2 separate regions of the Homo sapiens genome follow, and region 1 is linked to region 2. Evidence: read pairs that join two places in POLR2A ChIA-PET (ENCODE). Cell type or tissue: B cell. All regions are shown on one strand. Each heading gives the region's core, and the rest is flanking DNA. Links, peaks and the distances in the headings are about the cores only.

Evidence for each region. ChIA-PET counts read pairs that join two places held together with the same protein. Peaks named below come from ENCODE experiments on the same cell type or tissue, not always from the same donor. Only the 100,000 strongest peaks of a DNase experiment are listed, where the experiment ranks them.
Region 1: POLR2A ChIA-PET joins it to region 2 with 12 read pairs; 2 of 35 experiments call an interaction of 5 or more read pairs at or near these places.

What each region holds. Positions count from the first base shown.
Region 1 is chr6:31,461,686-31,464,593 of GRCh38, forward strand. It overlaps HCP5 (HLA complex P5), which reads left to right and starts at 1,495. Exons shown (of 2, transcript NR_040662.1): 1 at 1,495-1,594; 2 at 1,686-2,908. It also overlaps the pseudogene HLA-X. RefSeq lists enhancers at 790-1,989, 1,267-1,561. In B cell, for the core only: no CTCF peak of the experiment used is centred there; a DNase peak (open chromatin) is centred at 1,406; H3K4me3 peaks cover 2,226 bases; H3K27ac peaks cover 2,386 bases.
Region 2 is chr6:30,902,070-30,904,977 of GRCh38, forward strand. No RefSeq gene overlaps it. Among named protein-coding and RNA genes, the nearest start is that of GTF2H4, 4.7 kb to the right of the region's middle. In B cell, for the core only: no CTCF peak of the experiment used is centred there; DNase peaks (open chromatin) are centred at 845 and 1,372; H3K4me3 peaks cover 324 bases; H3K27ac peaks cover 686 bases.

The sequences.
Region 1 (2,908 bases), core at 211-2,710, 560 kb after region 2:
AAATATATTTGGTCTTTGCCCCTAGTCCCTGACAGGCAGGTCCTAAAACGCTTGCAGTCCCTCAGTGATAAGCATGATTTTAATATGGCAATGAGATGACTATGGGGTGAGGGGCTCCTAGATAGTTTCAGGATGGAGGCTGCTTGCCAGAAACACCAGCTGTGATTAGAGGATTGGAACTTTCACTGCCATCCCCATCCTCTGGGGAAGAAAAGGGGGCTGGAAGTTGAGCTCAGTCATCAATGGCCAATGATTTCACCAATCTTGCCTACACAATGAAACTTCCATAGACACCTCTAGACAGTGAGTTTTGGAGAACTTCCCAGTTGGTGAGCACATCCGCATGTCCACGTGCTGGGAGGACGGCACACCTCATCTCCATAGAGACAGAGGCTTCTGCGCTTATATCTTTCTGTAAGGCAGACACCCTTGTTTCTAGGAGGGACCTAGGGTGGACTGTGGATTCTTTCTCTGGGGCAAATAAAAATGTAGAATCAGAAAATTCAGGCACTTTGCACTCCTCATGGGACACTCCAGCAGCACTCACGTGACCATCCTGAGAATGGACAGGACACCTGAGGTGGGGAAGGGAGCACAGAACCCAGACACCAGCCTGGACACAGGCACCTGGGATAATCTCCTATTCCTTGGAAAGTTCCAGTATCTGAGGGAGGAACAGTGACTTCTGGTCCTGACCTGAGTGGAGACCGAGGGACTCAGAAGAGCTGGAATCAGACCCCCACACACACTGAGTATGAGTCAGAGAACAAGGCCTGAGAGAAAAAGTCACAGTGCCCAAGACTGCTGCAGGGGTCAAAGGGGACTGCTGATCAGTGTTCCAGGGATTTGCTCCAGATTAATCTGAGTCATGGAAAAACTGCCTTTCTTTTGTTTCTAAACAAATACCTGCAAAGACAAAAGACCACATAAATCCCCAGGTGCACAACTTTTTCAGATTTAAAGAAAAAACAACCCCCGTCTTTCCCTCCATTCCCAGGAGAAGCTCACTCTGTGGCATCAAGCTGCCTGGGTGAGCTCTCTTCTAGAAGAGTCCAGGGGGACAGGCAAGGAATGGGAGGCAGGAAGTCCAGTTCAGGGAGGGGGATTCTGGGATGAAAAGTGAAGGGAGAGGGACTGAGCCCATGCTGAGGGTTTTTCTCTGGTTTCTCAGACAGCTCCGGGGCCAAGATTCGGGGAGACATTGAGACAGAGCGTTTGATATAAAAGAAGGGGGTAAGAGCCAAGTCCCAGGGCCCGGAGCTTGGCTCTCTGGGCTTCAGGCCCCGAGGGCGGTGCCTGGGATGGGCCGGCTCAGCTTTGGGGTTTCCCGAGCTCCGCTCTCTCTCTTCCACCTTTCCCAACCTGTGTCAGGTCCTTTTACCTGGATACTCATGATGCGGCCTCAGTTCTCACTTCCATTGGGTGTTGGGTTCCTAGATCAGCCAATCAGTGTCGCCGCGGTTCCTGGTTCTAAAGTCCTCGCCGGCCCACCGGGACTCAGATTCTCCCCAGACGCCAAGGTTGCGGGTCATGGAGTCCCGAACCCTCCTCCTGCTGTTCTCGGGAGCCGTGGCCCTGATCCAGACCTGGGCAGGTGAGTGCGGGGTCGGGAGGGAAAAAGCCTCTGCGGGAAGGAGCGAGGGGCCCGCCCGGAGGAGTAAATCTGCACATATATTTAATTACAGATTACAATTACAATCAAGGCAGAAATGATCTCATTTTTACATTACAACTCTGGAAAAGGCAATAGACTGAGATGCAAGTGTGCCCCCAAGTGATGGGCAGAAGGAGAGAAGGTGTTTTGGATGCATTCTAGAACACAGGTAATCTAAGGAGAGTTGATCAAGGCCGTGGAAGAGTCCTCCAGCCACTATTGGCCATCAAAGGAGTCCTCTGTGTCCCAGGAATGGTCCTGCTTTGGTGTCCCTGGTGTGACCCATCACCCGCTGGGAACAGCCTGAGAGAAGTAGGGCCTCTGCACCAATGCTGCTGAGGATGTCAGAGCACAGGAACGAGGCCTTGGGAAATTACCTGGAAATGCGACTGAAATCTTCCTTCCTGAGGGGTCTGGGCTCTTGGAAATCAAACCCTCTCAGGTTGGGTGGCTGGACGATTCTCCTCACACTTACAATGGGACAAGGGGAACCAGGAGGCCCCCAAGGGGATCCCTGGGTTCCACACGAACTCCTCCTACCCTCATTGTGTGACAGCAGCCATGCCTCCTCCTGGGGATCAGGATCTATTACCTGTGCCTGGAGAGGAGGGGACTCCTCTTCTCACCCGCTGGTCTCTGGACACATACTGTCCAATTCCCCTGTGGCAGCTGTAATGTGTAGTTCAATGGGCACTCATTTGTCCCCTTTTAAGGGTACCCTCCTTTAGAATCCAGGACCTTCTACCCTGCAGAGTGTGGTTTTGGGAGAGAAGTGCAAAATCCCACGACAGGTGAGTTGAAGGAATGGGATATGGAGCCACATCCACTTCCACCCCTTGGTATCTGGACCCACGTGTTCTTCCTACTGAGATTACAGAACTGTAGAGATGTCTTTGATTTTTAAAATGCACCATGTCCTGAAAGATGGCACCCTCCCACCCGCAGAGTGCTTCCTGCAAGCTGGCGTTGAGCTGTGCCTATAGAAGCTCTTTTCAACATTCTTTATGGCCAGCAGCCCTTGGTTGGTGCAGATGGTGATAGGACCAGTGGGTCCCACAGCATGGCCACACTGCACCTCCTTCGCTGTCAAGTGGGTCCCCCACGAAGATACTGCACGGAGAGCAGTGCCAAGCCTGTGGATCAGGAATATCAACAGCCCCCAGAGAGTGGTGCTGGCTGAGGGTCTGAGAGCAGGACAGGAAAACCCACCTATGGAATAGGTGCCTATCCCTGTGAAGATGAACCTCTGGCCCT
Region 2 (2,908 bases), core at 310-2,809:
TTTTGAGACCTGGTCTCGCTCTGTCACCCAGGCTGGAGTGCCGTGGCGCAATCTCAGCTCACTGCAACCTCCGCCTCCTGGGTTCAAGCGATTCTTCTGCCTCAGCCTCCCACATAGCTGGGATTACAGGTGTGCACCACCATGCCCAGCTAATTTTTTTGTATTTTTAGTAGAGACGGGGTCTCACCATATTGGCCAGGCTGGTCTCAAACTCCTGACCTCGTGATCCGCCCACCTTGGCCTCCCAAGGTGCTGGGATTACAGGCGTGAGCCACCGTGCCCAGCCCCACCTGCAGTTAATTTAAAAGTCAGGCCCTGCTTGTCCAAACCTGCTTCTCCTCCACAGTCTACTGACTCAGTGAATGGCAGCATCATCCACTTAGCTGCACAAGCCGCACAAGGTGGCATCCCCGAGCTCCTTCTCCCTTACCTTCCACCTCTCAAGTCCAGTCCAGCACAAAACGCTGTTGATTTTGCCTCCCAAATCTCCCTGGAACTTGTCATCTCTGTCTCCATCGCCCTCCTGGCACATGCTGCCTCCATCTTGCCTGGACTCCTGCAGTGGTCTCCCAGCTGTCACCCAGATCTGCCTCTGCTCCTCTCTGGGTTGTTTTCCACCCTGCAACCACAGTTATCTTTAAAACACACAAATCTGACCCTAATCCTTCATTTCAAATCCAGCAGTGACTTTTCATTAATCTTAAAATGAAGAACAAAATCCTTCTGGCCAAGGTTGGCCCCCACATACCTCTCCAGCGTCCTCCCCCACCCGCTTGCTTTCCTCTGTGGGCCACTGGCCTTCTTTCAGATTCACCCAATGGGCCACAGTACTTCCTGCCACGTGGCCTTCGTGGCATGCTGTTCCCTCACCTGGAACAATGTTCCCTGCAGTCTGTGCCTTATTAACTCCTGCTTGTCCTTCAGCAGTCTTTCCTGACTTCCCCAACCAGGTCAAATTCCCTACTGATAATCTCAGAGGACATGAATCTCTTCTTTGTGGCACTTACTACGTGTGTAATTTTACATATCTTTTTATACCTGCCCCTCCCACCAAACTATAAGTTGCACAAGGGCAAAATCTTGGAACACAGGGCTCAATATTGGTTGAAAGAAAGAATTGTAGCAAATATCTGATAGACTAACATAGATTCTATGTAGTTACAGAACTAGAACTAGGATTAATAAGTGAAAGTTACAATAATGATGATAATATATTACTGAGCACCCACTATATACCAGGTATTGAAATTACGACATATTATATCTTACTTAATACAACAATATATGAAGTAGTTAAAATTACTTTGCACAGAGAAGAAAATTCTGTTAGGTTAAGCAGCTTGCCCAAAGTAGCAGTCAGTCAACAGTAAAGCCTGTGGGAAGTGGGTCTGTGGGCTCCTGGCTCTCTGTTCCTTTTTTTTTTTTTTTTTTTTTTTGAGACAAAGTCTTGCTCTGTCACCCAGGCTGGAGTTCAGTGGCACTATCTCCGCTCACTGCAACCTCCGCCTTCTGGGTTGAAGCGATTCTCCTGCCTCAGCCTCCTGAGTAGCTGGGATTACAGGCACCTGCCACCATGCCCGGCTAATTTTTGTATTTTTAGTAGAGACTGGGTTTCACCATGTTGGCCAGGCTGGTCTTGAACTCCTGATGTCTTGATCCACCCTCCTCGGTCTCCCAAAGTGCTGGGATTACAGGTGTGAGCCACCACGCCTGGCCCTGGCTCTCTGTTCTTTCTCTCCAGGATGCTGCCTGAGAGGAGGAGGTCATGAGCTCCCTATCACAGGAATTTTCTTTTTTGAACTACCATGCCCACTAACATGCTGGCCAACACGGTGAAACCCTGTCTGTACTAAAAATACAAAAAAAAATTAGCCAGGCATGGTGGTTCACGCCTGTAATCCCAACTACTCGGAAGGCTGAGGCACAAGAATCGCTTGAATCTGGGAGACAGAGATTGCAGTGAGCCAAGATTGTGCCACTGCATTTGACCTGGGTGACACTGTAAGACTCTGTCCCCTCACCCCCTCCAAAAGAGGTGTGCCTATTTCAATTTTTTTTTTTTTTTTTTTTTTTTTTTTTTTTTTTTAATTTGAGACAGACTCTCATTTTGTTGCCCAGTCTGGAGTGCAATGGTGTGATCTCAGCTCACTGCAACCTCCACCTCCAGGGCTCAAACAACCCTCCTGCCTCAGCCTCTCAAGTAGCTGGGCCTACAGGCATGCACCCTCATGCCCAGCTAATTTTTTTATTTTTTGTAGAGACAGGGTTTCACCATGTTGCCCAGGCTGGTCTCAAACTTCGGGGCTCAAGTGATCTGCCTGGCTTGGCCTCCCTTCAAAGTGCTGAGATTACAGGCATGAGCTACTGGACCCGGCCTCAATTTTCAGCAAAAGTGTATGAGTATGCTCCTATACCCTGGTCAACATTGAGGTTGTCAATCCTTAATTTCTTTTTTGCTGAACTTTTATATTTTAATTTTATTTATGTATTTATTTTGAGATAGAGTCTTGCTCTGTTGCCCAGGCTGGAGTGCAGTGGTGTGATCTCGGCTTACTGCAACCTCAGCCTACTGGGTTCAAGTGATTCTCCTGCCTCAGCCTCCCAAGTAGCTGGGATTACAGGCGCCCGCCACCATGTCTGGCTAATTTTTGTATTTTCAGTAGAGACGGGGTTTCACCCGCTCAGGCTAGTCTCGAACTTCTGACCTCAAGTGATCCACCCGCCTCGGCCTCCCAAAGTGTTGAGATTATAGGTGTGAGCCACTGCCTCCGGCCGATTTATTTATTTTTATTTTTATTTATTTATTTATTTTGAGATGGAGTTTCACTCTTGCCCAGGCTGGAGTGCAATGGTGTGGTCTCAGCTCACTGCAACCTCTGCCTCCCGGGTTCAAGTGATTCTCCTGCCT